Linked DNA regions of Homo sapiens: all the other regions are linked to region 1. The links are chromatin loops, found by intact Hi-C in ENCODE. Cell type or tissue: PC-3. All regions are shown on one strand. Links, peaks and the distances in the headings refer to the core of each region. The heading gives the core; the rest is flanking DNA. Region 1 has its middle 180 kb from the start of SIPA1L1. Region 2 has its middle 76 kb from the start of RGS6. Region 3 overlaps SIPA1L1 (signal induced proliferation associated 1 like 1). Region 4 has its middle 180 kb from the start of RGS6. Region 5 overlaps SIPA1L1 (signal induced proliferation associated 1 like 1). Region 6 overlaps SIPA1L1 (signal induced proliferation associated 1 like 1).

Region 1 (5,152 bases), core at 434-4,433:
GGAAGTTCTTGCTTAATGAGCATAGTTTCAGTTTCGCAAGATGAAGAGTTCCAGAGATGGATGGGAAGATGGATGCACAACAGTATGAATGTACTTAATGCCACTGAACTACACACTTAAAAATGGTTACGATGGTAAATGTTGTGTATGTATATTTTACCACAATTTTTAAAAATAAATAAGGAGAAATATTACCCACCTCAGGGTTGTTCTAGGATTAAATGAGTTAATTCACTGGTTCTCTACCAGGGAGCTTTTGTCCCCTCCACTCTGCCCCCCAGGGGACATTTTGTTCCCGGACCAAACTGAGGGTCAGGCTGCTATTTCTCGCCACCTAATAATGAGATGCAGATGAACTGGGGAGGAAGAGAGGTTTTATTTTCTGCAATCGGTTACAGGGAGAAGGCCTGGAAATTATCACCAGACCAATTCAAAATTACAAAGTTTTCCAGAGCTTGTATACCTTCTAAGCTGTATGTCTACATGTAAGTGTGCATTCATTTAAAGACATAAGTGATTAACTTCTTTTAATCTATAACTAAGGTCTCAGTACTGAAGACCTTCCTCTGGGGCCTCAGTAAATTTGCTTAATCTAAATGGGTCCAAGTGGTGAGGTGATTATCCTTGTCTCCTGTTAAATCACGGAGGTTTGGGGAGTTCCTTTAGACCCCCAATAAACTTATTTGTGGAGGCCTGGGGAGTTTCTTCAGACCCCCAGTAAAACTCATCTAATCCTAAAAGGGTCCTGTTAAGAATTCTTTCATTATTTGGTCATGCTTTAAGGCCCAGGAAAGGCCTAGGCAAGATGCTTGGTGGGCTTCTGCTATATTCCAGCCTTTGTATAAGGGCACTAGCTTTTTTTTAGCTTTTAATGTTTAACTTAACCACTTAGTCAGTACTGAAACAGTTGTTATGGAGGCCTGTGTTAGTGAGACCTGGCCTGCCACAATTTGACAAAAGTTGGTTACCACAACTTGTAGAAGGCTGGTTGGTGCTACTGGCATCTGGAGGGTAGAGGCCAGGGATATGATGTATTGTATCCACATCAACACACCAAAGACCTGTCCCACCCAGGATGCCGAAGTTGAGAAGTTCCAGTGTAAAGTACCTGGTGCAGAGGCCAGAGGCAGTGGCTCACGGCTGCAATCCCAGCACTTTGGGAGGCCAAGGCGGGCGGATCATCTGAGGTCAGGAGTTCAAGACCAGCCTGGCCAACATGGCAGAACCCCCTCTACTAAAAAATACAAAAATTAGCCCGGCATGGTGGTGCAGGCCTGTAGTCCCAGCTACTCCGAAGGCTGAGGCAGGAGAATCGCTTGAACCCGGGAGGCAGAGGCTGCAGTGAGCTGAGACTGCATTACTACACACCGGCCTGGGCGACAGTGAGGCTCTGTCTCCAAAAAAAGAAAAAAAAAACTCCCTCGTAATTTCTATCCGTTGTCCTCACTAAGATTGGGTGTGTGCACACATCCCTCACCTGAGCGTGTGTCGGCAGCAGCACTGAGGCCCCTGCACCGAGAGGCTGGCTGCCCGCGATGTCCTCGTAACCCAGGACGCAAACGATCGTTGTGGCATATTAGAACGCCAGACGCTAGGCGTCCTTCGCTGCAGCGCAGTCACCTTGTCGCCATCAGCGGTCCCCTCTGTGCGGATGGAAGCAGGGCAGTTTGCCCTTTGTTCTCTAGAGGCTGCCCTCACCTCGCTGTCCCCTGAGAGGAAAAGGCTGGTGGCCAAAGGCACATCCAGAGCCACCCTTACAGCCCCGCGTGCAGCCTCTTGTGAGAGTCAGTGCACTTGGCACACAGATTCTGCAACACTCCCGATATTTCCACCGGCGATTGTGATGGTAAGGTTTAGGGTGGCAGGGGTCATATTTAACCAGGAGAAAGAACTTACATGTGGCAAATGCGCAGAAGTATAGTCATGCATAGATGTGTGCACGAGAAACGGCCAGTTGCCAGTAGTGTGCAAACTCGTGGCTTAAACAGGTCCCAAGAGCCTTTCATCCATTGATTTGTCCTTCCGTACCTCTCTTTTGGGATGCGTGCATGTCTAGGGGGTCACTTTTCCATTCCCCTGACCCCAGCACCCCACCCTCAGTCTCTCTCCAGCGTCGGCTGAGCTCCTACTGCCATCTTGTGGCCGTTCACGTAAGGTGCACCAGAGAGGCGGAGCCCCTGCTGTCCTTGTCCTAGGACTTGATTTGCAGAGATTTGGGAGGCTTCCTGACTCTGGGGTGCTCATTTCCTTCACAAACAGAAAAAGAAAAGTCACTCCTGGGCACATTGCTGTCATGTGTGAGGCTGGAAGCACTCCCTACGATGGGATTCTCTCAACTGTCCCTATTTGCATCTCTAGTCCTCACGTAGTGCAATTCACTGTGTGAGTGTGTGTGTGTGAGAGAGTGGGTGTGAGTTTGCGTGAGTGTGAGAGTGTGCGTGTGTGTGTGAGAGTATGTGTGTGTGTGAGAGTGAGTGTGCGTGCGTGTGTGTGTGTGTGTGTGTGTCTGTGATTATTGGTAAGGGGAAGGTACAAGAAGCAGGGTAGGCACTGATGCTAGTACTATACTTCAAAGTCCTCAAGGAAGAAGTCTCGTTTTGAGCCAAGGATTTGGGTGTTTCTAGAGAGAGGGAAAACGTGAGCTCCAGAGCTCATGAAAAGCTCCATCACAACAAAGGATTGTCTTGTCTTTTTAGCCACATCCTCCCATTCACATTGCAGCATATTGAGATCTTGGCACTGTCTCCACTCTTTCTTTGGCATATGGCTTTCAATTTGAGCTCCCTGAGGTGAAGAACCATTCAAGTCCACAACCTGCATCTCACACAGGGCTGAGCCTAGGGAAGGTATTAAATGTTTCTTGAATGAGAGAACCTTATCTTCATTCAGATGCTCTGTGGTCAGCATATCCTGTCGATTCTTCTTCCAGAAATCATTTTCCTATCCCTAGCCCCCTCTCTTTATTCCCAGTGTCAATGGAATGCATGCCATGTGCCATTCGGCCACTCAAATTTTCCTTTATGATGAGATGCTCATTCCCCTTGACTGCACAAAGTTAAGTCCCTCCCCAGGGATTTCCCTCCATCCAAAGGAAACTGATTCACCCAAGGTTAAAGCTCCTCCTGGGGGTAGCCCACATCCTATAACTAATCAATGTTGGCGGGGTGGCCCCAGCCCCTGTACCTCAAATCCAGACAACTCTGAAGGACCATCAGAGACCCAGAACTTCCTATGGGATTGGCTGAGGCCTCTGTGGTGACTGCATTGCAGTTCAGCTTCTCCCTCTGGCCAAAGTGCTTCCTTCACTCCTCACAGGTTGAGGGCTATGGTTGCACTGGAGAAAGACAGCAAAAGGCCAAGGGCAGTTACTCTTTGCGAGGACAAAGTGTTGAAGTCCAACAGGCCTCCTTGGTAGCATATAAAGAGATCCTGATCTTCTTCAACCAGAGGGCAGAAGCAGCTGAGGCTCAGAAGTGAATGGAGCTCCAGAGAAGACTGGACTCTCCATTTAGATGAGTCCACTATGCCAAGGCCCCAGCTGGGAGGGAGACTTGAGATGGGAATCATGGCAGCTCTAGAGCTATCTGTGAGATTGGCTGAAGCCTCTGTCATAACTGCATCACAGTTCAACTTGAGGTTCTTGAAACCCCAGGTCCTCCAAACACTGGCCTGCAGATGTGACCCATACCCCTCTGCTTGAAGACAACTCAAAGACTCCTCATGCCTTTCATAACTTATCCCCACCTCCCTGCGTGGCTAAAAGCTACAGTCAAGCCACAACACAACCAGGCCAGGAATGTACTGGGTCCCTTGAGGGAGAAGGAGACTATACATCAAAGACGCTATAGGGCCTAGCCAGCATGTACTGGCAGAAGCAGAGAGGATATTTATGGGGTGGGATCTGGAGGGCACTGAATCTAGAGAAATAGAATATAAAGTTGGATAATAGAGAGTTTATTAATATGAGGACATTCTTCTATGATACAAGATGAATATCCTGCTGATATGGACAGGAGACAGGGAAATACTGGGTAGAAGAGGGCAGTTCCCTGGCAAAGGTCCCACCTTCAAGCCTGGATACCCATGGCCCTAAATGGGAACAGGCATTCCTGTTTTCATGTTCAAAAGTTGCCTTTTAGCCTGCCACACCCGTTTATCCTGTACCCATATAAACCCCAAACCCCCAGCTCCAGGAGTAGATGAGCAGATGAACAGAAGAGCAGCAGAGAAGGAGAGAAGAGAAGGAACATTGGGAGGAGTTCAGCTGGGGACCGCTGGAGAGGAAATCAGCCTCAGGACAGCCAAACTCCAGGAGAAGATCACCTTCCTACTTCATCCCCTTTCCAGCTCCCCATCCATCCCACTGACAGCCACCTCCACCACCCAATAAAACCCCCACATTCACCATCCTCCAAGTCTGTGTGTCACCTGATTCAGGACACTGGACAAGAGCTCAAGATACAGAAAGCTGTCACACTGGCCCTCTGCCCTTGTGAAAAGGCAGAGAGTCTACTAAGCTGTTTAACACTTAAGCCATTGGTGGATGGCAAAGCTAAAAGAGCGCACTGTAACACATGCCCACTTGGGCTTCAGGGGTCACAGGCGCCCACCCCTAGATGCTGCTGTGGGGCCACAGCCCAGAAACACTCGCCCCAGCTCCTGCACCTGCCTGTCTGTGTGCTCCCCCTCCCATAAGGGGTTTGAGCAGCGGCTGTGGCCAAACAGACAAGCCACACCCCTGTTGCACGTCCTGCGAGGGGGGGTCAGAGAACTCTCCCGTGTCACTGTCAAAGCTCCTATATGCAAATATGCTGCTAGGTTGATTCCTAGAAGCTGGGAAAAAGCACTAGCCCATACTAAGTGAAGTAGCACTGTCAGAATTGCCATGGCAAGTGATAGAGAAAGGGACCGAAGGCCCAGAGAAGTGGGCTTGATAAAACAGGCATTTTATATAAGGTGAGAAAACCCACCAGCCAATTACCTTCCATGGGATGGAGGCCTAGAAAGAATACTTTGACTAGTAAAGTGATCAAAAATGTGTTGATGAGAGGGGCACCAGCATTATTGAAGAAGCTCAGTGGTGGCTGTCCTTTGTAGACCAGGGCTGAGAATAGCAGATGCTCTTATAGAACTCGCTTTCCCTATAGCCACG
Region 2 (5,152 bases), core at 660-4,659, 720 kb before region 1:
GTGGAGTATTGAAGTCCCCCACTATTATTGTGTTGCTGTCTATCTCATTTCTTAGGTCTATTAGTAATCGTTTTATAAATTTGGGAGCTCCAGTGTTAGGTGTACATATGTTTAGGATTGTGATATTTTCCTGTTGGACAAGGCCATTTACCATTATATAATGTCCCTCTTTGTCTCTTTTAACTGCTGTTGCTTTAGAGTTTGTTTTGTCTGATACAAGAATGGCTACCCCTGCTCGCTTTTGGTGTCCATTTGAGTGAAATACCTTTTTCCACCCCTTTACTTGAAGTTTATGTGAGTCCGTATGTGTTAGGTGAGTCTCCCGCAGGCAGCAGAGAGTTAGTTGGTGAGTTCTTATCCATTCTGCAGTTCTGTATCTTTCAAGTGGAACATTTAGGCCATTTACAGTCAATGTTAGTATTGAGATGTGAGGTACCATTGCATTCATTGTGCTATTTGTTGCTTGCATACCTCGGTTTTTTTTTTGTTTTTGCTTTTTAACTTGCATTTTTGTTTTATAGGTTCTGTGTGATTTACGCTTTAAAGAGTTTCTGTTTGTATGTGTTTCCAGGATTTGTTTGAAGATTTAGAGCTCCTTTTAGCAGTTCTTATAGTGGTGGCTTGGTAGTGGCGAATTCTCTCAGCATTTGTTTGTCTGAAAAAGACTGCATCTTTCCTTCATATATGTTGCTTAGTTTTGCTGGATACAAAATTCTTGGCTGATAATTGTTTTGTTTGAGGAGGCTGAAGATAGGGCCCCAATCCCTTCTAGCTTTGCAGGGTTTCTGCTGGGAAATCTGCTGTTAATCTGATAGGTTTCCTTTATAGGTTACCTGAGTGTTTTTGTCTCACAGCTCTTAAAATTATTTTCTTTGTCTTAACTTTAGATAACCTGATGACAATATGCCTAGATGATGATCGTTTTGCGATGAATTTCCCAGCTGTTCTTTGTGCTTCTTTTATTTGCATGTCTAGGTCTCTAGCAAGGCCAGGGAAGTTTTCCTCGATTACTCCCCCAAATATGTTTTCAAAACTTTTAGATTTCTCTTCTTCCTCTGGAACACTGATTATTCTTAGGTTTGTTCCCTTAACATAATCCCAGACTTCTTGGAGGCTTTGTTCTTATTTTCTTATTGTTTTTCTTTGTCTTTGTTGGATTGGGTTAATTCCAAGACCTTGTCTTCGAGCTCTGAATTTCTTTTTCTACTTATTCAATTCCATTGCTGAGACTTTCCAGAGCATTTTGGATTTCTATAGGTGTGTCCAATATTTCCTGAAGTTTTGGTTGATTTTCTTTATGCTATCTATTTCCTTGAATATTTCTCCCTTCACTTCTTGCATCGTTTTTTGTATTTCCTTGCATTGGGCTTTGCCTTTCTCTGGTGCGTCCCTGATTGCTTGATAAGTAACCTCCTGAATTGTTTTTCAGGTAAATCAGGGATTTCTTCTTCTTGGTTTGGATCCACTGCTGGTGAGCAAGAGTGATTTTTGGGGGGTGTTAAAGAGCCTTGTTTTGTCATATTACCAGAGTTGGTTTTCTGGTTCCTTCTTATTTGGGTAGGCTCTGTCAGAGAGAAGGTTTAGGGCTGAGGGCTGTTGTTCAGATTCTTTTGTCCCATGGGGTGTTGCCTTGATGTAGTACTCTTCCTCTTTTCCTATGCATGTGGCTTCCTGTGAGCCAAGCTGCAGTGATTGTTATCTCTCTTCTGGGTCTAGCCACTTAGCAAGTCTACCCGGCTCTGGGCTGGTACTGGGGATTGTCTGCACATAGTCCTGTGATGTGAATCATCTATGGGTCTCTCAGTGTGGATACCAGTACCTGTTCCCATGGAGGTGGCAGGGGGTGAAATGGACTCTACGAGGTTGTCAGCTTTGGTGGTTTAATGTTCTATTTTTGTGCTGGTTGGCCTACTGCCAGGAGGTGGTGCTTTCCAGAAAGCATCAGCTGTGGTAGTATTGAGAGAAAATGGCAGTGGGCGGGGCCTTAAAACTCCCAAGAGTATATGCCCTTTGTCTTCAGCTACCAGGGTGCATAGGAAAGGCCCATCAGGTCGGGGCAGGGCTAAGCATGTCTGAGATCAGACTCTCCTTGGGCAGGTCTTGCTGTGGCTGCTGTGGGGTATGGGGGTGATGTTGCAAGGTCAATAGAGTAGTGTACCTAGCAGGATTATGGCTGCCTCTGCTGAGTCATGCAGGTTGTCAGGGAAGCGGGGGAAAGCCAGCAGTCACCAGCTTCACCCAGCTCCCACGCAAACCGAAGGGCCGATCTCACTCTCACCGTGCCCCTTCTAACAGCATTGTTTCTCTGCTCAGTTACACTACTATTGGCTGTTCTGGAAATCAGCAAACCAGTCAAATATGTTGTGTTCAATAGTTCCCTGGGGTTAGCAGACGTGGGCACACCTTAAAAACACAGTCAAGGTTGTCTTCAGCAACCTGTACCAGTCCTTTCTCTCTTCTGGTCCATCTGAAGTAGGTATTTTGTTTACAAATATTTCTCCAGCATCACACTCAGGAAATCTAAGATTAAATAAAAACTAAAAAGATGGTATTTCTGAAACATATTTCCTATAACATGTCCATCAAACAGAGAATGAAGAAATTGGAAGGATGAAAATGGAAGGAGGGATGGGGCATCAGTTGAGACAGAATGGGGGGTGGTACATTTTATGAATCCTCATTCCTACAAAATGAACCGCAAAGGCAGAGGCTTCTGTGTCTCTTGTATCTCCCCACATGCCCATCATGCTTTTTAAAAATCAGGCATTAAGAATTTGGGAATAGAAGGGACATTCATTTATTAAACATCATCTAAAATCAAGAGTCTAATCTTTAAAAACCTTCTTCAGTGGAGGGAGCTCACAGCCCTCTGACATGGGGGGAAGCTTATCTTCAGGCACACAAAATGGCAGAGGCCAGCAGGGGGCAGCAGCACAGCAGGAATATTGAGGCAAGCCTGGGGTATTGGGATGCAGCCAATGAAAAGTTGGCCAACAGGAAAATCATTGTCCTCTGCCCTTGGAAGAGCTTGATTAGAACCTGGAGCTTCACATAATAATCAAGATAAGAAATTTGGTGAAGTTCAATTTTCTTTTAAATTTTTGTCATGAAAAATTTCAAACACACACACACAGAATTAAAGAGAAAAGTATAGTGAACCAATATGTCCATTCCCCAGATTCATCATTATCAACATTCTGCCATACTTCCTCACCTGAACCTATTTTCTTTCTTTCTTTCTTATTTTAGAGACAATTGGAGTTTTAAATTTTAAAGTGTGTGTTCTTTCAAGGTGAGATTTGGTGAGTAGTCAAGCTCTAGTATAGTCCCACACTGCCATGAAGGACGTAAGCTCCTTTTATCCTTCTGCTCTGACACCCTTAGGTTACCTCATGGTGGCAAGATGGCAGCTGCACTTCTGGGAATCACATCCACATCCCAGGCAGAAGGCTGGGTGTAGTGGCTCATGCCTGTAGTCTCAGCACTTTGGGAGACCAAGGCGGGCAGATCACTTGAGATCAGGAGTTCAAGATCAGCCTGGTCAACATGGTGAAATCCTATCTCTACTAAAAATTCAAAAATTAGCTGGGCCTGGTGGTGGGCGTCTGTAATCCCAACTACTCAGGAGTCTGAGGAGGGAAAATCACTTGAACTCGGGAGGCAGAGTTTGCAGTGGGACTCCATCTCAAAAACAAACAAACAAAAAAACAACCATTCCAGGCAAAAAGAAGGAAGACCCAGGTTAAAAGGCAAATGTTAAAAGGCTACTTTCAGCATGAGAGAAAAAGACAGGGTGCTGGGGGAGCAGTAAAATTCAGGGACCACCACATGGAAATTCTAATTCAGCACCAAACAAATGTGAAGCTCAGAGGTAAGATAAGCTTAAAAAGCCACCTATGAAATAGGAGAGAATACTAGGAAGTCCAGCTCAGGAAAAATGCAACTGACATTTGTGTATCACTTCTTATAGCTTGCGATGAGATCAAGACTATACATGTTATCTCATTAAATTTGTCACAGCAACCCAATCGAGTAGGTTAAATAATTTTACAGATGATGAAATGAGACCTCAAGAGACCTCGTAACTTTCTCAAGGCTACAGAGCTGGTAAATAGTGGGTCCAAAATGATCTGCTCCTTATTGTCCTAATTTCCTTATTACTGATTCTTTCAGAGATATAATATGTGTTCCTCATGAAAAAAATCTGTAATCCTCACCATCGAAGGCCACTACTGCATATACTTGATTCCAAACCAGGAGCACAAAGGTGCGCATTCTTCTCGGGTCCATTGCAGTACACTGTTCAGCAAGCTGCAGTCCTAGCTGCGCCTTTAGTACGGGGGAAGCGGGGGTCCTGGATGAGGGTCTGGGCTGGGATGAGAGACCCTCATCCCCCAGCTCAGACACATCTGCTTTAAGAAATGGCTCACGCCTGTAATCCTAGCACTTTGGGAAGCCGAGGCTGGTGGATCATGAGGTCAAGAGATTCAGACCATCCTGGTCTACATGGTGATACCCCGTCTCTACTAAAAATACAAAAAAAATTAGCTGGGCGTGGTGGCGCATGCTTGTAGTCCCAGCTACTCGGGAGGCTGAGGCAGGAAAATTGGTTGAACCCGGGAGGCAGAGGTTACAGTGAGTCAAGATAGCACCACTGCACTCCAGCCTGGTGACAGAGCAAGACTCAGTCTCAAAAAAAAAAAAAAAAAAAGAAAGAAAAAAGAAATGGAGTAAAACTTCCTTGAAGCCACTGCTCTTCCGCTCTTTCCAATAAAAGGAAATGCACGTAGATCCACTGGGCTCAGAGTGACCTCCTGTCAAGGACTTCTAAATTGTCTTCAAAGATGGAAAATATTGCTTTGTACACAGCTCTTGGGATGGATTAATCATGAGCTGAATTTCACATAAAAGCAGAGACAAGAGACTTGATGCAGTCCAACATTCTTCCTTAACTTTTTTATTAAGAAAGTTTTCAAAAGTACACAAAAGAAAAGAGAATAATATAAAAAAACTCAATACACCCATCCTTGGATTCAACAATTATTCACTTTTTGCTCCAGTTGCTTCATGTCTTCCTTTTGGTCAGCCTTCTTTTTTTGTGAATATTTCTTAAAATCCCTGTCATCAGGCCATTTCACCCCAAAGTCCTTCC
Region 3 (5,152 bases), core at 405-4,404, 270 kb before region 1:
GAGACAAGCAAATGAAATGGCTGAAAAAAAAGGCAAAGAAGTGATGACAAGATGTCAGTGGCACCCATATAATCATTATAACCTTGCAATATATACAGCATATCAGAAATTTTTATAGGTTAGTTATCTTCATTTTTGAGGCTTCTCCATCTCAGCAGAAGTTCATCTTCCCAGTTGCTCAAGCCAAAAACCTACAATTCATTTACATTCTTCTTTCACACCCCACATCCATTCTGTGAAGATCTATAAATTCTACCTCCCAAAGACCATCTTAACTCCTTTACTTCTCTCCATCTCCACTGTCTTCACATTGGTTGAAGCCATTGTTATCTCTCGACGAGACGCTACCCCAGATTCCTCATTAATCTTCTTTCTGCCCATGATCATTTTCCACAGAGTAGTCAGACTGACTTGTTAAAAGGTTAGTAAACTACATCTTACTATTCCCCTGCTTAAAAGCCTCTAACGTGTTCCCATGGCCTCAGATATCAAGAAATGTGAAGAATGTAAAAATTCTGCCCTACATGTGAGATAACAAGTTAGCCTGCCACACAGCTATATAGATGCCTGTGGAAGACATGAGATGCCAGGGTCAGAGATAAAAGACATCATTACAGCAGTAGCAGTAGCCAAAGTATCAGTATTTTTTGGTGCTAGTCCCTTAAGCCTCAATTCCCACCAGGTGACACAAAGAGAACAAGATGACCTCAGCACAACAGCAGGTTGTGTCACAGTAGAGTAACTCCGAGCTTAGTGAACTGAAATATTTTGTAATGGGCAGTAAGCTTGCCTGGCCTTTACCCCAGAAGGGGCATTCTCTTTCTCTTCCAAGGCCATTCACTATACAAATCATCCTTGAAAAGATCATCCAGAAGAAAGACAGTCAATGTACAAACACAAGAGACAAGTGGAGAACTGTCCCCCAACATTAGAGTAGGAGCCAAGTTTCTTGCTATGGTCTATAAGGACCTACATGATTAGTTATTTCTCTTCAATTTCATCTGGAACCTCTGTCTCCCCAGCATACTCACTTTAGCTCCACTGGCCATCTTTGATGCCTTCCAATGAGCCAAGTTCTTTCCTGCCTCAGGTCCTCAGCCTGCACTGGTCCTTTTGTGAAAAATGCTCTTTGCCTAGCTTAGGTGTCACTTCCTCAGAAGGACCTTTCCTGGTCAATCTATCTACTTAAGCAGCTATCCTCACTTGTTATTACCTTTTTACCACTTTGCTCACTCATTCATTTGTGCAATAAGCATTTACTGAGCACCTACTATGTACCAATCATTGTTACCATAGGCACAATAATTACTTTTGATACTTGTTATTTACTGAGTCTTCCTCAAGGTGGAAACCTTGTCTTTTTATTCATCCTTAAATGCCTAGAGCTTAAAATTGTACATTCATTAAAAACTCTGTTGAATGAATGAACTATTACAATACCAAGAACCAAAACATTTGCAGATCGGTATGGGAAAGCAGCATGACACTGCACAAGAAGTATGGAATTGGAGCTAGACGTCCTAAATTCAAACCCCAGAATCATCATTTAATGGTGCCCAAGGAATTCTACTAAGTTCTTTGTAAAATGAAATTCTTTCCTACCTAACTCACAAAATTATTGTTAGGATCAAATAACAGAATTTAAATGGACGGCCTTGCAATGCTAAATGTAATTCAAGGCCTGTAACAAATTAATAGTTAATACATGCCTACTGTTAGGCTGGTCCTAGTACTGAAACTTACAATAAAAATGTATAACTTAAGTGAAATCAGAAAACACCTTGTCCTTTAATAAACTTGAAGGGGAAAAATGGTTCTTCCCCCTAGAACCTTGGGCTCTGTAGCCCAGGCTGGAGTGCAGTGCGGTGGTGCAATCTCTTCTCACTGCAACCTCCACCTCCTGGGTTCAAGCGATTCTCCTACCTCAGCCTCCTGAGTAGCTGGGATTACAGGCGCCTGCCATCAAGTCCAGCTAATTTTTGTATTTTTAGTAGAGACAGGGTTTCACCATGTTGGCCAGGTTGGTCTCGAGCTCCTGACCTCAGATGATCTGCCCACAAAGTGCTGGGATTACAGGTAGGAGCCACGGCACCTGGCCTAGACATGCTTTTAAAATTTTCAGATAAAAGTGAGTTGCCTTTACCTGATCTTGATCCTAAAATACTAAAAGAATGCTTTTTGGTTACCAAAGTTATTTTTAAGCAAGCCAATCCAATGCAAATTTACAAAAAGTTGACTATAGTTACACCCCTGAGTGCCAACCTTCAAAACAGAATTTTTAGCTTTCTGGCAAAAGTCATGAAACTATAAATTTTAAGTATTAATTTACTGACTTTAACTGAAACCAAAACAGTCTCTTCACTGTGATGTGGGTGGGTGGGTGGGTGGGTATGTGTGTGTGTGTGCAGTCAAGGGAAAGTAAGCTTCATCCTACAATAGATATAAAATAGTAGTTTCAGAGGCAAGGCACCAGGTGGCCTACAGGAGGAAATACAGTGATCATACTGAAGTGTTAGCAGAAGACTGGGACTGGCAACCAGACTACAAACCAGACCATCAACTCAGACAAGCTGCACAGCTGGCTTGAGCTCACCCATCCACAAGCTCATTTACTATAACCTCACAATAAAATTACTCAGAATTTAATTTTGAAGGGTACTGCTTCTATGATCTAACACTGAAGTATAAATTGATAAAAAGGATAGCCATTTTAAAAAAGTAGAATGTGAAAACAATATGATTAAGATTTTTTTTTTTTTTTTTTTTTTTTTGAGACAGAGTCTCAGCCTGTCACCTAGGCTGCAGTGCAGTGGTGCAATCTTGGCTTACTGCAACCTCTGCCACCTGGGTTCAAGCGATTCTCCTGCCTCAGCCTCCTGAGTAGCTGGGATTACAGGTGCCTGCCACCACGCCCAGCTAATTTTTTTGTATTTTTAGTAGAGACGGGGTTTCAACATCTTAGCCAGGTTGGTCTTAAACTCCCGACCTCATGATCCACCTGCCTTGGCCTCCCAAAGTGCTGGGATTACAGGCGTGAGCCACCGCGCCAGGCCAAGATTCTTTTTATGTAACATTTTTCAAACTCATTATACATATATGTAAATAACTAATAGGTACACTGTGCTAGCAAAAAGAAGGAATATGAATTGGTACTTCTAAAACTTAAACTCAAAAAGAAAATATTGAGGCAGAGAAGTACATGAAAAGTCTGTTTGGCACTGCTATGAAAGATACCCAGTTTAAGAAGAATGGAGACAGATGATCTACAATGAACATATAAGTGGCATTAATAGGGGCACATATTTCAATATATATAATTATATTCAGAAGCTTTTCATTATTCATGTGAAGGTCTCTCAAAAACGTGCATCTTTACATGTTATTTTAAAGATGGCTACCTATTCCAAATGTGGAGGGAGAGGGGGACAGCGGCAGTTATAAAACTGTTCACACAGTCCTCAATAACCACAAATACTATTATAATAGTAAAAATAAAATCTAGGACATCTAGAAACTTCCTCCTTGATATTAATTTTAAATACCAAATATCTAATTGTCTTCCAATTAAGTAATTTCCCTTATAAATAATAATGATAGTGTCTCCAATATGCCAGGCACATATTCTTTACATCACATAACCAATACAACAATCCTAGGACATGGGCATTATCTCTATTTTAGGAAGGAGTATAATAATCAGTGAAGTTTTAAATCTTACCCAAGGCCAGGAACAGTGACTCATGCCTGTAATCCCAGCACTTTGAGAGGCCAAGGCGGGCAGATCACATAAGGCCAAGAATTCAAGACCAGCCTGGCCAATATGGTGAAACCCTATCTCTACTAAAAATACAAAAATTGGTCAGGTGTGATGGTTCACACCTGTAATCCCACCTACTCAGGAGGCTGAGGCAAGAGAATCACTTGAACCCGGGAGGCGGAGGTTACAGAGAGCTGAGGTTGCACCACTGCACTCCAGCCTGGGAGACAGAGAGAAACCTTGTCTCAAAAAAAAAAAAAAAATTTACCCAAGATAAATTAAGAAGTGGTGGCACTGTTATCTAAACCCAAGACAATCCTATTCCAAATCCTTGCCTTTTTTATACAATGCCATCAATATATTGCCTCTCAATAATAAGTTAATTTTCAGTGTGTTCCCAGCACTATATGAATGAATGAGACTCATTATTTCATCTAATTCCTATAATACTCTTGCAAGGTAATTATTAGCCATATTTTTTTTTTATTTGAGAAAAGACTCCTAACAGTTAAGTAACTTGGCCAACGTCATACAGCTAACTTAATAACGGGACATGCAGGGATCCCACCCTAAGTCGCTTGATACAAAGCCTAAGTTTCTACCATTGTATTATGCAGCCTCCACCTTATATTATTTACAATAATTGTAATTTAGGCATAATTTATAAATTATTAGTTTACTGTTGACAATGCTACATAAAAATGCATGTTACTAACAACAAACTGTTAAAATGCATATTTTATATTTTTTCAGAAAAAAACTGGAAAAACACACAAATAAAAAATCTTATATTTATGAGTGATAAGATTACTGGTAAATTTTTTTATTTCTGTTTTTCTGGTTTTTCCTTAATTATGATATATAACTTACCAAAAGTTAATTTTTTTCTTAGCATTCATTTAACATTTTATATTTTTAGTTATGCCTATCTGCCTTAACTAAATATAACTTTTGCTAAAAAATATTGGGTTAAATGGGAACATTAACTGAGGAAAGTAATATAAAGAAAAATGTTTTAGAGTACACACAAAAAAGCTACATTTCAGGACAGGTATGTTTCTTTCTGTTTTCTGGAACCTATCAAAACTAAATTCTGATTGTAAAACATGATAAAGTTTAATATAACTGCAGAGTTGAACAAACAGACGAACAACAAAGAAAAATACGTCATACAATTAAATCAGACAGCTTTTAAGTAACACTAAAAAAAAAAAAAGCAGCCTTTTTATTTTATATTTATCCAAAAAAGAATAAAGAAAGTAAAAAAGAGGTATTCAGAATCCCATTAACTTGGAGGCAATGTTCAAGGAAAAGTACTAAAACTAGCCAAGTCAGTGTAACTTGAGAAGAACACCCTTGGAAACTACAGCACAAAATCATCTTGGAAAAACATCA
Region 4 (5,152 bases), core at 601-4,600, 610 kb before region 1:
CTCCCAACTCAGTCTTCAAAGGAGCTGAGATTACAGGCATGCGCCACCATACCCAGCTAATTTTTGTATTTTTAGTAGACATGAGGTTTCACCATGTTGGCCAGGCTGGTCTCGAACTCCTGATCTCAAATGATCCACCCACTTGGGCCTCCCAAAGTGCTGGGATTATAGGTGTGAGTCACTGTGCCCAGCCACACATTTTAAATTAAAAGACAGACCTGGCAACGTGGCTCATATCTGTACTCCCAGCACTTTGGGAGGCCAAGGTGGGAGGATCACTTGAGTCCAGGAGTTCAAGACCAGCCTAGACAACATGGTGAGACCCTGCCTCTATTATTTAAAATAAAAAAAATCAAAAGATTTTTTAATGAAAATAAAAGACAAAATTTAAACAACAAAGTAAATCAAGCTTTTTTAAAAGCTGAAATTTTTATTTGATATTTTGAATTTAGATTAAATCTTAAACATTTTTATAAAAATAGCACTATTTAAATTCTACTGGTCATTTTCTATAGAGTTAACAATATAAAGAATCGACATTTCGCTTCAAACATGTTACCTCTAGCCTTTACATACACACATTTAAGAGGAATACGTATTGTTTAATATCACAAAGCACCCTTCAGCCACCATGCGTACCTGTTGTGAATATCAAAGAACTGAAACCATGAATTAGAACACAAAGAGAAGCAAGAGAAAGGACTCAGTACTATTGAGAAGCAACACTTTGTTGAGCTTTGATGCTGGAAGAAAGTATTTGACAAGTGAATTAATCTGTCTTCCCTCCGCCCTAGGCACTTCTAATATTTAAATCCTTTCCACGTTTCTGAGCAGAAGAGCCTCTAAACTTTCAAGCCGCTCTGGGAGCCTCTAAACTTTCAAGCCACTCTGTCACAGCCACCTTCTGTTTGGAAGACACAGGGTGAAAGATAAGAAAGGCAATTTCAGGCCAGGCTTTGTGGCCCATGCCTGTAATCCCGGCACTTTGGGAGGCCAAGGCAGTCGGATCTCTTAAGACCAGGAGTTCAATACCAGCTTGGCCAACATGATGAAACCCCATTTCTACTAAAAATACAAAAAGTAGCCGGGTGTGGTAGCACGCGCCTGTAGTCCCAGCTACTTGTGGGGCTGAGGCAGGAGGATCGATTGAGCCCAGGAAGTCGAGGCTGCAGGGAATCGTGATTGTGCCACTGCACTCCAGCCGGGGTAACAGAGTGAGACCCTTTCTCTCAAAAAAGGGGGGTGGGGACGAAAAGGCAATTTCTCTGAGGCCTGAACAGTGTTCCTGAGGACAGCATCTGTTTAGGGTTACAGGTGACCCTGTGCCAGCTCTAGGGGCCACATCTCAGTGACAGAAGCGCTAGGCATTCTTTCACACATTGTGCCCCCTGGGGATATGCAGGTCCCATAAGAGGGACACGGTGCCCCTCTTGTCCAGGTTTAAGGGTGGCACTGTGAGGGCCCATTTCTCTGGGATGAGCCTGCCTAGGGCTGGGCTCAGGAGGCAGGAAGACTAGAATGGAATGTGAGAGCTTCCCACGCTCAGAAAGGTGACTGGTGTCTCCAGCTTCTGAGCAGTCCCAGCGATGCGGCAGGGCCTCAGGGGAATAACCGCTTGAACTCAGCAGGGGAGGCGGGCCCAGCCTGTGCAGTGACCTCCACGCCCTGGCTCAACAGGAGGGCATTGAGGACCAGGGGGGTGAGGACGAGGGGTCTGTAAACCAGCCAGTGGCAACCAGAAACCAGAGGCCTCTCCTGCCCGCACCCCGGGACCTTGATAGGACCCCGATAGGACCCCGAGAGGGAAGAAGAGAGCCTCTGTCATGAAAAGAATTGTATTCCAGCCTCGCCAGATTAGATTTGACTTGAAGCAGGAAGAAAGAAATGTGACATTTCTCACCTCATTTTGTTCAAAAAAATCAGAATCCACCACGGAAGTAAATTTGTTTGAGTCGTGGCACGTTTCTCCAGCTCTTCTCTCCTCCACCCCTGGAAGCGAGGGGAGCCCACGGTCTGGGGAAGGGCGGACGTCGGGGCCTTCCCTACCGGACAGCACTGCCGCTTCTGCCATCTGCCTTCCTCCTTCTGCGGACTGTCCCTGCCGGAGGCCCCCAGCGGCCTGGCCTCGCATCAGATCGCCTGAGGGCCTCTCAGGTGTTGGTGGAGGGAGGTCATCTGGGTGGGAGAAGTTTTGCCATCAGCCTGAGGAGAGGACAGTGGGGATTCTGGGCAGAAAACAATGCGAACCATCAACAGAATATACATATATATATATATATATATATATATATATATATATATATATATATAGTTTTTTTTTTTTTTTTTTTTGAGACGGAGTCTCACTTTGTCATCCAGGCTAGAGTGCAGTGGCGCAATCTTGGCTCACTGCAACCTCCACCTTCTGGGTTCAAACAATTCTCCTGCCTCAACCTCCCGGGTAGCTAGGATTACAGGCGCCCACCACCACGCCAGGCTAATTTTTGTATTTTAGTAGAGAGAGAGTTTCGCCATGTTGGCCAGGCTGGTCTTGAACTCCTGACCTCAAGTGATTCACCCGCCTCGGCCTCCAAAGTGCTGGGATTACAGGCATGAGGCACCGCGCCCAGCAACAGAAGTTCTTTTTCCTCCATCTGGCCTTCCAGGTTCAAGCAAAGCCAGTGTCATTTGCCCAGGCCTCTCAGGATTCCTTTTGCTTCCAGAGACTCCCTCTTTACTCCCCACGCCGGGTACCCAGAAAAGTCCTTGAAAGAAATTGTTCTCCTCCTCCCCAGGGGTGGGGGGTACCACTTGGCCAGTGAATGGTTACTCCCAACCTTACCCATGAGCTCAGACACTGACAAGGCTGCAGGTCCTGCTCAAATCAAAATAGGAGCTATCAAATCCCGGGAGGGCCCCTGGCTCTGAGCCCAGTCTTCTTGCCTTCAGGATTTCTCCTGGCACAGAATCAGGAGGGAAACGCGCTCTTTCACTTGAACGCAAGTGAGGACTCGGACAGCAGAGGGAGCCAGCAGCCCGCGGTTGGCGCTGAGGCCCGGCTTCTGAAATCCCATCTGTTCCCAGAGCTTGTTGGCGCCCCCCGTGCAAGTTGGGGCACACAGAAAATACAAGTTTTCTTAAATGAATGCCTCCCAAGGGATCAGAAACAGGGCCCGCTGGGGTTTTCTTACAAATTCGTAACCTGCGTGGCTCTCCCGTGCCAATTAAATAATCAGGAGGAAATACCGCGTTTGTCTATTAAAGCCTGGTGTTGCTTCTCAGAGACTCACGGTGTAATATCAGAGGGAATTTACCTTCCATTGGGATTCTTTTGCCATTAACAATTCTTCCTCTCCGTGGGAACTTGCATGTCGCCTCTTCCCCTCGGCCCTCAGAACGCTTACTCTGTGGGCACACAGGAAAAGGTATGGGGGTCTCTGTGCTGAGCGCCCCAAGTTCCTCGTCTATAGGCAGACATTTTGATAAGCTAATCAGCTCTTTAACCAACTATCTGATAATATCTGATTTTTAAAAAGGCTTTCATAAAGTACTTTGTGCTATAGTAATATTTCCAAAGAGGAGCTGAACCCATTTATTGCAATGAACTAACATTTCGAATGCAATGCTGCTTTTCACCCAGCAACCCACGGCCAGGCCGGGCCTTCTTATTCCTGTTCTTCCGCCGAGGAGTCAGAATTATTTGCACCGCCTGCTCGTGTTCTCCACAGATTTCGTGGGGGCAGGTGCTGTGGGTTTCTGGAGATGAGCACTAACAGCTGTGCCACTCGGGACTTTGAGGAACGCCCAGTCTCCCACCAGCGTTCTCCACGGGGGTATCTGGGTAGTTTTCAAGGCCCCGTGCAGCCCCCACACCTATTTTCTCTGTGGCACCGCGGAGGTCTCAGCCGCACGACTTTCAGCTGGACGCCAGGAGTCTCCACAGAAGAACGTTGATCACTCATGACGTGGGGCGGAGAGATCCACACTGCTGAAGTTTATCAGAGGAGCCAAAGTCTGCCTTTATCTCACTCGGATACTACAGGATGCCTGGGGCTGAAGGATCAGGGAGGGGCAGCGGGGCCAGGAGGGAACCTGGAAGAAGTGAGAGTAGGGGCTTTGGATTAAGCCTGGATTCATAACAGGTGGAATGACACTTCTCAAGGAGGCCTGTTCTGTTTTGTTTTCAAGAGATGGGGTCTCTCTGTGTTGCCCAGGCTAGCACAGTGCTGCAATCACAGCTCACTGCAGCTTTGACCTCCTGGGCTTAAGGGATCCTCCCCCTTCAGCCTCCCAAGTAGCTGGGACTATGGGACTATCGGTGTGAGCCACTACACCTTGCTAGTTGTTGTTTCTTCCCCCCAATCCCCCACCTCACCCCATCCCATAGAGACTGGGGTCTCACTTTGTTGTCCAGGCTGGTCTTGAACTCCTGGCTTCAAGCAATCCACCCTCCTCAGCCTCCCAAAGTGTTGGGATTACAGGCATGAACTACCACACCTGGCCAAGGAGGCTTGTTTAAAATGATGCATCGAGGCCAGGTCATGCCCATAATCCCAACATTTTGGAAGGCCGAGGTGGGTGGATTGCTTGAGCTCAAGAGTTCTAGACCAGCCTGGGCAACATGGCAAAACCCCATCTCTACCTTAGCCAGTTGTGGTGGTTAGCACCTCCCAGCTACTCAGGAGGCTGAGGTGGGAGGATCGCTTCAGCCCAGGAGGTCAAGGCTGCAGTGAGCCAAGATTAGCACCACTGCACTCCAGCCTGGGTGACAGTGAGACCCTGTCTCAAAATATATAAAATGATGCATCCTGGATGGTGGTGACCACAGAGCCTGACCTCAGCCAGTCAGTGTTGTTATCAGGGTCCTCTCAGAGGCGTATGACTCACATTTAGGTCCAACAGCACACTTTGTGATAAATGACAGCATCAGCATTGTTCAAACTACTCAACAGACTGAAACAGTTGGTCAGATCTGTAAGATGAGATTTAACTGAGATACATGTCTTCTTCCCTTTCCATTTTGAATGGAGAAGAAATAACCCCAAAACACCACAGGTGAAAACACCTTAGGTGTTGGGATCGCCTCTGAGCTTATGTGAGACAGGACGCCAAAAAAATGGGGTAATCATAGGCTGCATGCATCCTAAGGATATTGGATCCAGAGTTGGAGGGC
Region 5 (5,152 bases), core at 572-4,571, 440 kb before region 1:
CTGGGTGTGGTGCTATGTGCCTGTAATCCCAGCTACTTGGGAGGTTGAGGCAGGAGAATCATTTGAACATGGGAGGCGGAGGTTGCAGTAAGCTGAGATTGCACCACTGAACTCCAGCCTGGGCAACGGAGTGAGATTTGTCTCCAAAAAAAAAAAAAAATAAGTGCTCACTATATAGCAGGCTCTCTCTCAATACTGGGCTAGTGGTTACAAAATTTATGGTAGAAAAACTACTTTGAAAATATAAAAGAAAAAAGGCTCCCTTATAGCCTGTGTACCACTTCTGCAGTCCAGCGCAGGCATGAATTTCTATATCCTGTGGATATGGATACAGTGAGAGAAAAAGTATTTATTGATAATTAACTTTAACTTTTTAAAAATGCTATGGTAGTCATGTCACTTTGAGAACCTTCAGTGGCTCCTCAACTGCCATGCCATTATTTTCTTTTTCTTCTTTTTTTTTTTTTTTTGCTCTGTCACCCAGGCTGGAGTGCAATAGCATGATCTCAGCTCACTGCAACCTCTGCCTCCCAGGTTCAAGCGATTCTCCTGCCTCAGCCACCCGAGTGGCTGGGACTGCAGGTGCCCGCCACCACACCTGGCTAATTTTTATATTTTTAATAGAGACGGGGTTTCACCATGTTGGCCAGGCTGGTCTCAAACTCCTGACCTCGTGATCCAGCTGCCTCGGCTTCCCAAAGTCTGGGATTACAGGCATGAGCTACTGCACCTGGCCCCTGCCATTATTTTCTTATTTAGGCCTGGATTTTAGGCCTGGAATTCAAGAGTAACTGGCACCTGCCCACAAACTGTTTCCTTCTTATATTAACAGAAGGAAACAGGCTTGCCCTAAACAAACCACTGTGCCCTCTTCATAAAGCTCTACCAAGTGACTCAGCCTGCATGAAGAATTCAATATTGACAATTTAAAACTGTAAATTATAAAGAATACCTTGTCTGAGCCCATCATTTTCCACCAGTAGTAGCCAGAAACTGTAAGTCCACCTAGGATTAAATAGCAAGTGTCAAGTCCAGGTTTACATCCAGATTTCCTCATTCCCCTACTCTTACCCTGCCTGTTGCACCATGCTGTCCTTTCAGAGCATGCTTGTTCAATAATCTGTTTCCATCCATTGTAACCAGTTATGTATGCATCAGGCACTGCTCATTATCTCACTAACTCGCTAAAGCAATCTTTAAAGAGCTATTATCTACTGCAGTTTGTACATGAAGACCCAGCAGCTTAGACGAGACTGGGTCACTGCTCGAGAGTCTGATCCCTAAGCCATGTTCCTTGTACCAGGGCACCCTCCTTTCTAAAAATGCTTCCCTTTCTGCTACTTACTGAAATTTCAAGATTCAGTCTACCTGTGGTTCAGCCTTCTCTCCCCAGTGAGACTTTCAGGCTCTTGAGGAAAAGATCTGTCCAATCCTTATCCTGAAAGCACCTAAGCTTAGTACCCTTGAAATGTAATCACTAGAAATAAAAGTTACGTGCTTTCAGCTAAAATAGAATGGAAATTAACTGATAAATTATCAGAACTTCTATTGTAATCTAAAACGTAATCATGGTTATTTCACACATATCTGTGTTGACGGAGAAATGCCAAAAACAAGTCCACATTAGCAAAATTTAATAAAGGTTTCAGCTTCATCTTTCTCTCTTGAAGAGCCTTCACAACAGTAATGAATAAAAAATAGTGGGTTTGACCTTCTCACCCCAATCCACTCATCAAAGGAGCATGAAAAACAGGCATAAAAAGGAGCAAATCTATTAAAAGATTAACAAGAAGTGACACAGAACTGGATAAAACACTGTCACAATGAAGTAACTAAAAGATAAACTAATCCACAATAGAATCGACTATTTAAAATCCCAGCAAATAAACATATTCTCACAGGACAATGGAAGGCAGTGTGGTTAATACAGCATTAAAGGGAGAGACAACTAAAACCAGAAATTTAAAACAATTACCATCAAATTAATGATGGTCAAAATAATTTTTATCTTTTACCCTCAAATAATTTTTCTCCCCACACAAGTCTCTCCTTTGCCCCTTTTCAGTCATTTTTGAACCCGGTTATATGCTTACTGAAAATTTTAATAATTGAAATAGTACAGAAAAAGTGAAAAGTATACGTCTTCTTCTACATGTCCCAATCCCAAGCCCAATGATAGTCACTCATCATAGTATACATATTCTTCCAGGCACTGTGTGTGGGCTGGGGGCACAGACAGTAAGACACTGAATGATAAGGGCAGAGGAGAGAAAGGATCCAGTGCAAGGGACAGTCAGTTCCGCAGCAACTTAAGTATTTACAGAGCCAGAAAAAGAAAGGCAAAGGGGTGGATGATTAAGAGCCAAAGAATCCACTTATGCTCACAAGCAGCAAAGGACCTCCTCCCATTCAAAGCTGATGTAAAAATGCTGGATGAAATGCTTCATATTGGAAACATTTTGAATCCTTTATTTATATCATGGTTCCGAAAATAGAGGCCCTATACAAATAATTCTGGCAACTTGTCAACAGAAATGAAAGCAGGAGCAAACAAAGTATCTTTCTTTAATGCATACCACATCCTTCCAGTTTTTTTTAAAAACTATGCACATATGCAAATATACATACATTTTATGCCTAACTTTCAAATAAAATTATTTTTAATCTAATCCCCTAAACTTAAAAATCTCTGATTTCTAAGTGAGATTTTCCTCACAAATGTATTAACTTGATCATTTAAACTCTTATTAACTAGAAAAAAAATTAATCAAAACGCAAACCAATAAAGTGTTCAAAGATAAAACCTTGTGGCAGGAAGTCTTTTTTTTTTTTTGCCAACCTTTTCATTTTTGTGACAAAGTAAAATAAATCCTCTAACTAGAATGTAAGTTTGATCTTAAAACATAGTCTTGTGTGTCTGCAATAATGCTTATTTTAAAAACTGATCACTTTGCCTATTCAAGACTGTTTATAAGGTGCATATTAGCACGAGTCTTAGCCTCCTTCGCTTAAATCCTCAAGGAGATAGCCTCTCTGTTTTTGCAATGTCAGAATTTCCTAAGTGCAAGATAAATCTCCCTAATTAACAGCCCAATCTCTCCACACTCTTCCCACCATGCTCCCTGAACCCTGAGCTCCAGTCAAAGGGAAAGGAAACCAGTTAAAATTTCTTGAATGCACCGGGTTCTCGTGAGACTTCAGGTGAAGCCAAGTGGTAACTTTTGCTGGAACACAACTCCATTCAATTCTCTTCCTTCCTCCTCCTGTTTTATTCTTATCCACCCTTTACTCCTCTAACTCTTACTCCTCCTTCAAGATTGCACTGGGGTATGTTCTCTTTCAGGAAGTTGTCCACCCCTTCCACTCCCACCCCTACCCCACCTTATTCTTTTTACAGCATCCCTTGGGATTACTACAGGAAATTTATGGTGGTTAAAAATCAAGATTTTTGTTGTAGAAATCAAAATTTCTACTTTAAATAAATCATGATTTCACTATGTGTTATTACCTTCTAACACCAGAACTGCTGCCAAGAAAAAGTGAGGAACTGTCTTTTTGAAACTTTCTGGCATCACTGCAGTTAAAACAAGTTTTAAAGAAAGAATATGTTGAACTAAGAAAAATTCTTTGACAGAACACAAGCACAAGAAAAGGCCCATCTACTGTTCTGAGTATAATAAGCATCAAAGGCATACAAATCAAAACAACACTATACACATTAGGAAAAAGTACTGGAATACCAGTAACCACTGTTAACAGTGACAAAGTTAAAATAGACATGTCGCTAGAGATAATGGATATTGTTTCATTTTAGGGGGAGAAAAAAACCATTGGCAGGTAAGCCAGAAAATATTCATGTTGTTGAGCTCTGCAATCTCTCTTTCGACATTTGGAAATGCATAGTTGTTGAAAGCAGGAGGGATTTTCCTCTGCCCAGCTCTCGGGCATCTTTCCTCCTTCAGCAGGTCCCAGGAGCTCTGCTGGTTTGCCCTTCCTTGTGCAGCTGTAGACATCCACTCTTTCTCTTGAGGTCCCAAACTTTCTCCACATCCTTGGTTCCCAAAAGACAATCAAACAGGACACACTGTGAATGCTCAGTTTTCTGATGCGCCACCCACTGAAATGTAAGTGCTTCAGGCCAGGAACTGCATCTTATTTGATTTTAGGATACTTAGTCCTTAGCAGAGGCTTAATCATAAATGTCAACCACATTTGAATAGGAAAATAGGTGGTAAAACAAACACTGAGACGTGATTTTACAATCTGTAATAATTGTCCAAAGATACTTACTGCAATGCTATTTTATTTTTAATTCGTTTATGTTTTTATCAAAGTAATATACATAGTAGTTAAAGGCAAATAGTACCACAGGCATATAAAGTGGGGGAAACCGATACTGCTTGACTCCATCTTCTTCAGTCCCAAGAACAGCCACAGCCACTTTCAATACATAGCACTGTTTCCCTCACTATTTCCTTATTCCTAAATAACACGCTCATATTGCTACTTTTTAATTTGTCAATCTTACGTAGTAAATGTTGAAGTCCTGTTGTGGAAGATGAGAAATCAGCATGCTTCCATTAAGTGTCTCTCCCATTTCCTTACCCCATTCTATGTACCTATTTATGTTCACATGTGTGTATATTAGTTATATCACATAGCTATATATATTAGGATTTACGTTACTACGGCTATATTTGCTCAGTTGCTTACTTTACTTTTCCCGAACTTAGTAACAGTTTCATTTATTTTCATTTGCTTTATTTCTATATACCTACGCTTAATTTTTCCTACATACAACATAAGAAGCAAAAAAATCTTGTTATTCTTTCCACACAGTCAAAAACAACAGATTCCTATCAATTCCATTTCTCTTCCCTGAAGAACTCTCTCCTAGGGCTCTTCTCATGCCCCAATCTAGCTGCTGATCTCTAGGTCTCCTGAAGAGGTATTCTGGGGAACATCCCACCAATCACCATCCTGACAGTTCCTTTCTTTCTCTCCTGGATGGATCCCACGTCTCCCAGATTTCATTTCTTCTTTTCTTAATTCACTCCCTCACCTGGATGGACCACTACCTTCTTCATTTAGTAACTGCCTAAGAAGGGGTGCATGGGTGGTAAAAGCTTTGAGTCTTAGCATGCCTAGCTTT
Region 6 (5,152 bases), core at 376-4,375, 510 kb before region 1:
GAAGCCAAGACAGACTCGAGTTCAGGAAGTCTGAGGTGACTGATATTTGCTAGGCAGAATACCAAAGAGAAAGAAATATCAGATGAAAGGTTCAGAAATCTGAATAGGGGTCCCTTTGAGTCTTGAGTTGGACAGTAAGCTGCATATGCATATGCATAAATTCCAAAAGCCAAGCAAAGACAAAATATTAGGGAAAGAACAACTACCAACGAATTATAAGCCAAACAATTCCACAGTTCACACTGGGTTGGGAGACATTAATGAGTTCTGAACAGCCACAGTAGACACTTCATTGAATATTCAAGTACTGAGGTGCAAGAAAAGTCATGCCTTAGTAGTAGGGCTAAGTTAGCCAGAGTAAAAGCTACTCTAGGTATGCTTTAACAAAGCTTAAAAATAAGACTCATAAAAATCAAGCTGTTCTGCAACTTCACTGCCTGCCAAAACAAAACTCAACACTTAAAGAAGATAACAAAATTAAGACACTGAACAATGAAACATTTACAATATCCAACATCTTATCAAAAACAACCAGACATGTGAGGAAGTAAAATATATACAAAGGAACCCCATTAAAAAAAGAAACTGAAAATGAGAGAAATGATGAAATTAGCAGATGAACATTTTGAAACAACTATTATAAATGTGTTTAGGGATCTAAAGGACAGCGTGAACCTAAAAAGGTGAGAATAGAAGACATTTAAAAAGATTATCAAATGCAACTTTTGGCCCTGAAATATAATATCTTAAATGGAAATTTCACTGGACGGGATTAACAATGAATTAAGATACCATGGAAGAAAAGAAAAACACAAGGAGCTTTAAGATATATTAATAGAAATTATCCAAACTGAAGCACAGAAGGAAAAAAAAAGGTTAGGGGGAAAAAAAAAAGAACCAGGGCCTCATTAACCTGTGGTACACCAGTGAGTGATATAACATATGTGTAATTGGAGTCTCAGAGAGATGGGAGGTTAAGACAGAAAAAATAAAGAAATAACAGCAGATAGTACTTTAATTTGATAAAAACTACAAACCCATAGATTCAAGTGACATCTACAGTGGGAATGATCCTTGAACATTTGTTCTGAAAAGCACTTTTTTAGAAAAAGAATTATATTCAAAGTTTCTTGACACAACATAAAGTTAGATTAAGTATGGTGAGATTACATCACAGCACACAGAACGAAGTCTTATCTCTAGTAGTGTCCAGCCCAGTAGGAGGCAGCTGAGGTGTACAGAGGCTGGCTGTTGCCTATTTTGGTGGTCTATGATTATTTAATGCAGGTTTAAATGGCATAGTGAATAGACTCTAGTTTTTGCCCCTATTAATAAGCTTGGAGTAAAAGAGATGATTTTGCGTACTGTCTTCTTTGGGGCTTCAGAGTAGGAATACTTCCCTACTTTTCGTTCATTTTAGGAAATGCGACATTTTAAAAGGACAGAAGGATTCTTTGAATCCTTCTCAGGAAATATGCCCTGAAAGGTCAGACATGCCTCATAAAGTTGAACTACTTAAAGGAGAGTAGTTCAGTGAAAAAGAATCTTTCCCTGTTGAAGGTATTATATAATTCCAAAACTACATTAAGAGGCTGTTTGGTAATCCAGGCTCATCCCCCTCTAGCCTTTGCAGTTGTTGGGATAATTGGACAAACTGTGCACAAAGTGCTTATTTTGTGTATTCCACTGCCTTACTACATGTCATGTTGCTTAACGATACCCTAGCTATACATTTCTCACATCACCCTTCATCACAGATAACACACAATCTTATCAACTCCCAGTCTGACCATTCATTTATAGTATCACTGAGCTTATTACACATTCTCTTCCCAGATCCTTTCAATAACTGTTTGTGGTAGTGATAATTTATACAGCACAACAAATGGGGGCAACATGAATGAACTGTACCAGGTGAATATCAGAATAGCTGGATAAAAAGAGTTTAAGGACATACTGAAATTTAACATCTTTATGCAGTTGCAAGCAGAGTACAGAATGTTAAAATAATATTTAAGCAGCTAGGCTATTTATGGGTTTTAATAGTCTCTCTTGCATGTCGTTTCCAAGTTGGCAACAGCAAAACCATGGCAACAGGAAATTCTTCCCTGCAGTGGAGTTTATGAATGCTTTTCTGTTTTCATGACTCAACTCCTTATTTAATTTCCTGTACAGAAAATCAGAGAGATTACTATAGACTGCAATACAGATGTGCTAATCCCAAGACCCTCTCAAAGAAAAACAGGTCACAGGTGTCTATGGATGAATTTAAAGATAAAATTTAAAACTGCTTTCACACAGACACATAGCAAAAGTCAACACACTCTTTGATTAGTCCCAGCTAACCAAAATAGGCATTTGAGAATGTTAACTATTTTACTGACAACTTGGGGACTGGACATGGACAACCTTTTAGGTTCATGCACCATAGTTAAACAGATTGTTTCATTATCATGCTTTTAATCAACACATTTTATGAGCTAAACTAATACCAAAGCTAAAAAGCCTATTTTCTCAGAGATTAAGTAGACTGTGAATAATAATAATAGAAACAAAAACCCTAGATGTAAAAAGAATACAAAAAAACAAAAACAAAGGCTGACTACATAGATAAACATGAAGACTATGAAATGAATTAATGGAAGTCAAAAATTCCAGGCTTACACTCAGACAGTTGTAAGTTTCCGGAGTTTTTAATCACCCTAACATTTGGCTAAATGTAATGAAATTTACACAATGCTCACCCAGGAGCAATTCTGCACGATCTGTGTCACTGCCCCACTCCATGCACACACCTCTGACAACACTATTTTTTTAGAGTCTAATTCTAGCTACTTTGGTTATGATCTTCAACTGTTCTGGTGCTACATCCTCCCTCTCTGGCTTTCTCTCCCCCATCACCAGCAGTGTTCTGCGATAAATGGCAATGTTGCTTTACGGATAATTTAGCAGATGCACAACAGCACAACAGGGGGAAAATAAGCCTAGTAGGAGGGTGTAAGTATTTCTTACTTTTGGTATCAAGCTGTGCTCGATACTTCTCAAATCCTTTGAGCCGAACTCGCTCTCCCAATAGTTGAAGAAATTCTTCAAAGGCTGGGCCAGCTGACTCATTGTTGTACATCTCTTCTTCAGTGCTCTGTCCAGCTTTGCAGTACATGATGCCTACTTTCTGCTGGTAGTTCAGCTGTGAAGGCAGGTAATACGATGCATATAAATATAGGCAGATCCACTTTGTCCCAGTCAAATGCTAAAAGGTCCTATAGGGCACATGCCCAGAAAATAGCTAACACCTTTCTTCTCTTGAAATCCTTCTGTATTTTCCGTCTTTGATCCAAAATTAAGTGGAGCAAGTATCTACGAACTTCATGAACTGAGAAAAGGCCAGAAAAATAAATGAAAATTTCCTGTATGTAAAGATCATGCACCATTAAACAGATCTGTTGGTACTATAGGAAATTTCTGTTAATCAATTACAAAGTACAAAATGAGGTTATTAAAAAATCCTGGTAACTAAAGGCAATTCTTTTTTTATGGTGTCCCCCCTTTTAAAAGGGAGGTCTTTACAAATTTAAAAGCAGAGGTCTACTTTATAAAACATATTTTAAAATAAACTGTTTTGCACTAAAAGGTCCACTAATATTTTTGCAGTTTTTTTTTTGTAAAATTAGAAAAGACTTATCTCCCAATACCCTTTTCCCAATATATTAAATTATAAACCTTGCCTATATCTTTGTTACAGCACTACTATCATCAATACTGTACTTAGAGCAACTTCTCTTTCAAATAGTTTTCCAAAGGATGAGTGTCTGCAGAGAAACTTTAAAAGAGGCCTCACAATGGCAAATCAGCTAATGGCAAATATTTCTTCCTCAAATGCAGTTAAAATGAAGGATTAAGAGATTTACTTATAACATTAATCAAAACATTTATTCATCATTGAAAAGTCCAGTCATTTTGCAAAGAAATTTTAAGGTGTTACTGATCATTTAACAAGCAATGAGTTTTCAACATAAAAATGTGTACTTTGGGCTGGGCACAGTGGCTAATGCCTGTAATCCCAGCACTTTGGGAGGCTGAGGGGGGCAGATCACTTGAACCTAGGAGTTCCAGACAAGCCTGGGCAACATGGCAAAACCCTGTCTCTACAAAATGTACAAAAATTAGCCAGGTGTGGTGGTGCACACTTGTAGTCCCAGCTACTCGGGAGGTTGAGGTTCGAGGATCATTTGAGCCCGGGAGATTGATGTTGCAGTGAGTCATGACTGTACCACATACTCCAGCCTGGGCAACAGAGCAAAACTCTGTCTCAAAAAAAAAAAAAAAAAAAAATTGGACTTTGAATTCTCCAATGACATTGGGACAATTCTTATCACTTAATCCTATTTCCAGAGTGTCATTACAACCACCACATCAGTAAGGTTTTATCTAATAAAAGGGGGAAGAGAAGAGGTGAAATTTTAATAGCTAACATTTATTGAATACCTATCATATGCCAGGCACTACGTGCAGTGTTTAACATACATTAAATTCTTACTCTCACAATAGCCCACAAGGCAAATATTACCCCTGTTTGACAGATGAGCAAAGAGATCAGAGAATGCAAGAGAGAGGAACTAGTACAGTAGGGAGAGACACAAGATCATAAAGAGTCAGTTCTGTGACTCAGCTCCATTAACTATCACCAGAACTCAACCAGGTTTGTCTTTGGACAACCGCTGCAACATATGTCTACAACTTCTTATTTGCAATTCTGAAGTTGAAAGGTAGAAAGCAAATTTAGGCAAACATATTTGGCAGCAAAACTTGACATGGGGCTGACATTAGTACTTTTAATTTATTCATCTTTGTGTGAATATTCATGTTTCCCCTGCATAATTGATTGTGGGGTACTGCCCCAGATCTCACTGGGAATATTACTATATGGGTCATACATTTTATTATCCCTCTAAAATCTGAAAATTCCTCAATTCTGAAACACAGCCAGCCCTGCCACTTTATATTAAGGGACTACGAACCTGAACTACCATTTTCAGCTTTCCAAATCAAATGGTTCAAATCGTGATAACGGAAAATGTCACAGGGGAGAAAACAAATGAACAAACAAAAAAACACCTTTGCTTGCTTTGTCTCCCTCCCCTGCACCCTGCTT

The links. Peaks named below come from ENCODE experiments on the same cell type or tissue, not always from the same donor. Only the 100,000 strongest peaks of a DNase experiment are listed, where the experiment ranks them.
Region 2: it touches region 1 in a loop (8-fold over the local background); 39 of 110 quality-filtered maps call a loop at or near these places.
Region 3: a loop joins it to region 1, with 14 times the contacts of the local background. A loop is called at or near these places in 22 of 110 quality-filtered maps.
Region 4: it touches region 1 in a loop (13-fold over the local background); 108 of 110 quality-filtered maps call a loop at or near these places.
Region 5: a loop joins it to region 1, with 2.8 times the contacts of the local background. A loop is called at or near these places in 3 of 110 quality-filtered maps.
Region 6: it touches region 1 in a loop (2.3-fold over the local background); 2 of 110 quality-filtered maps call a loop at or near these places.

What each region holds. Positions count from the first base shown.
Region 1 is chr14:71,136,170-71,141,321 of GRCh38, reverse strand. No RefSeq gene overlaps it. Among named protein-coding and RNA genes, the nearest start is that of SIPA1L1, 180 kb to the left of the region's middle. In PC-3, for the core only: CTCF peaks have their summits at 1,917 and 2,124 (motif pointing left); a DNase peak (open chromatin) is centred at 2,151; H3K4me3 peaks cover 472 bases; H3K27ac peaks cover 1,183 bases.
Region 2 is chr14:71,853,371-71,858,522 of GRCh38, reverse strand. No RefSeq gene overlaps it. Among named protein-coding and RNA genes, the nearest start is that of RGS6, 76 kb to the left of the region's middle. RefSeq lists an enhancer at 2,192-2,261. In PC-3, for the core only: CTCF peaks have their summits at 2,706 and 2,908 (motif pointing right); a DNase peak (open chromatin) is centred at 2,932.
Region 3 is chr14:71,401,219-71,406,370 of GRCh38, reverse strand. All of the region lies in intron 2 of SIPA1L1 (signal induced proliferation associated 1 like 1), which reads right to left. Among named protein-coding and RNA genes, the nearest start is that of SNORD56B, 5.5 kb to the right of the region's middle. In PC-3, for the core only: CTCF peaks have their summits at 1,366 and 2,478; no DNase peak of the experiment used is centred there.
Region 4 is chr14:71,751,098-71,756,249 of GRCh38, reverse strand. No RefSeq gene overlaps it. Among named protein-coding and RNA genes, the nearest start is that of RGS6, 180 kb to the left of the region's middle. RefSeq lists an enhancer at 1,341-2,255. In PC-3, for the core only: a CTCF peak has its summit at 3,003 (motif pointing right); a DNase peak (open chromatin) is centred at 2,969; H3K4me3 peaks cover 519 bases.
Region 5 is chr14:71,572,388-71,577,539 of GRCh38, reverse strand. The region is part of intron 4 of SIPA1L1 (signal induced proliferation associated 1 like 1); the gene reads right to left. Among named protein-coding and RNA genes, the nearest start is that of SNORD56B, 180 kb to the right of the region's middle. In PC-3, for the core only: no CTCF peak of the experiment used is centred there; a DNase peak (open chromatin) is centred at 2,349; H3K4me3 peaks cover 299 bases.
Region 6 is chr14:71,648,370-71,653,521 of GRCh38, reverse strand. It overlaps SIPA1L1 (signal induced proliferation associated 1 like 1), which reads right to left. Exons shown (of 24, transcript NM_001386936.1): 8 at 3,013-3,187. Among named protein-coding and RNA genes, the nearest start is that of SNORD56B, 250 kb to the right of the region's middle. In PC-3, for the core only: no CTCF peak of the experiment used is centred there; a DNase peak (open chromatin) is centred at 2,081; H3K27ac peaks cover 877 bases.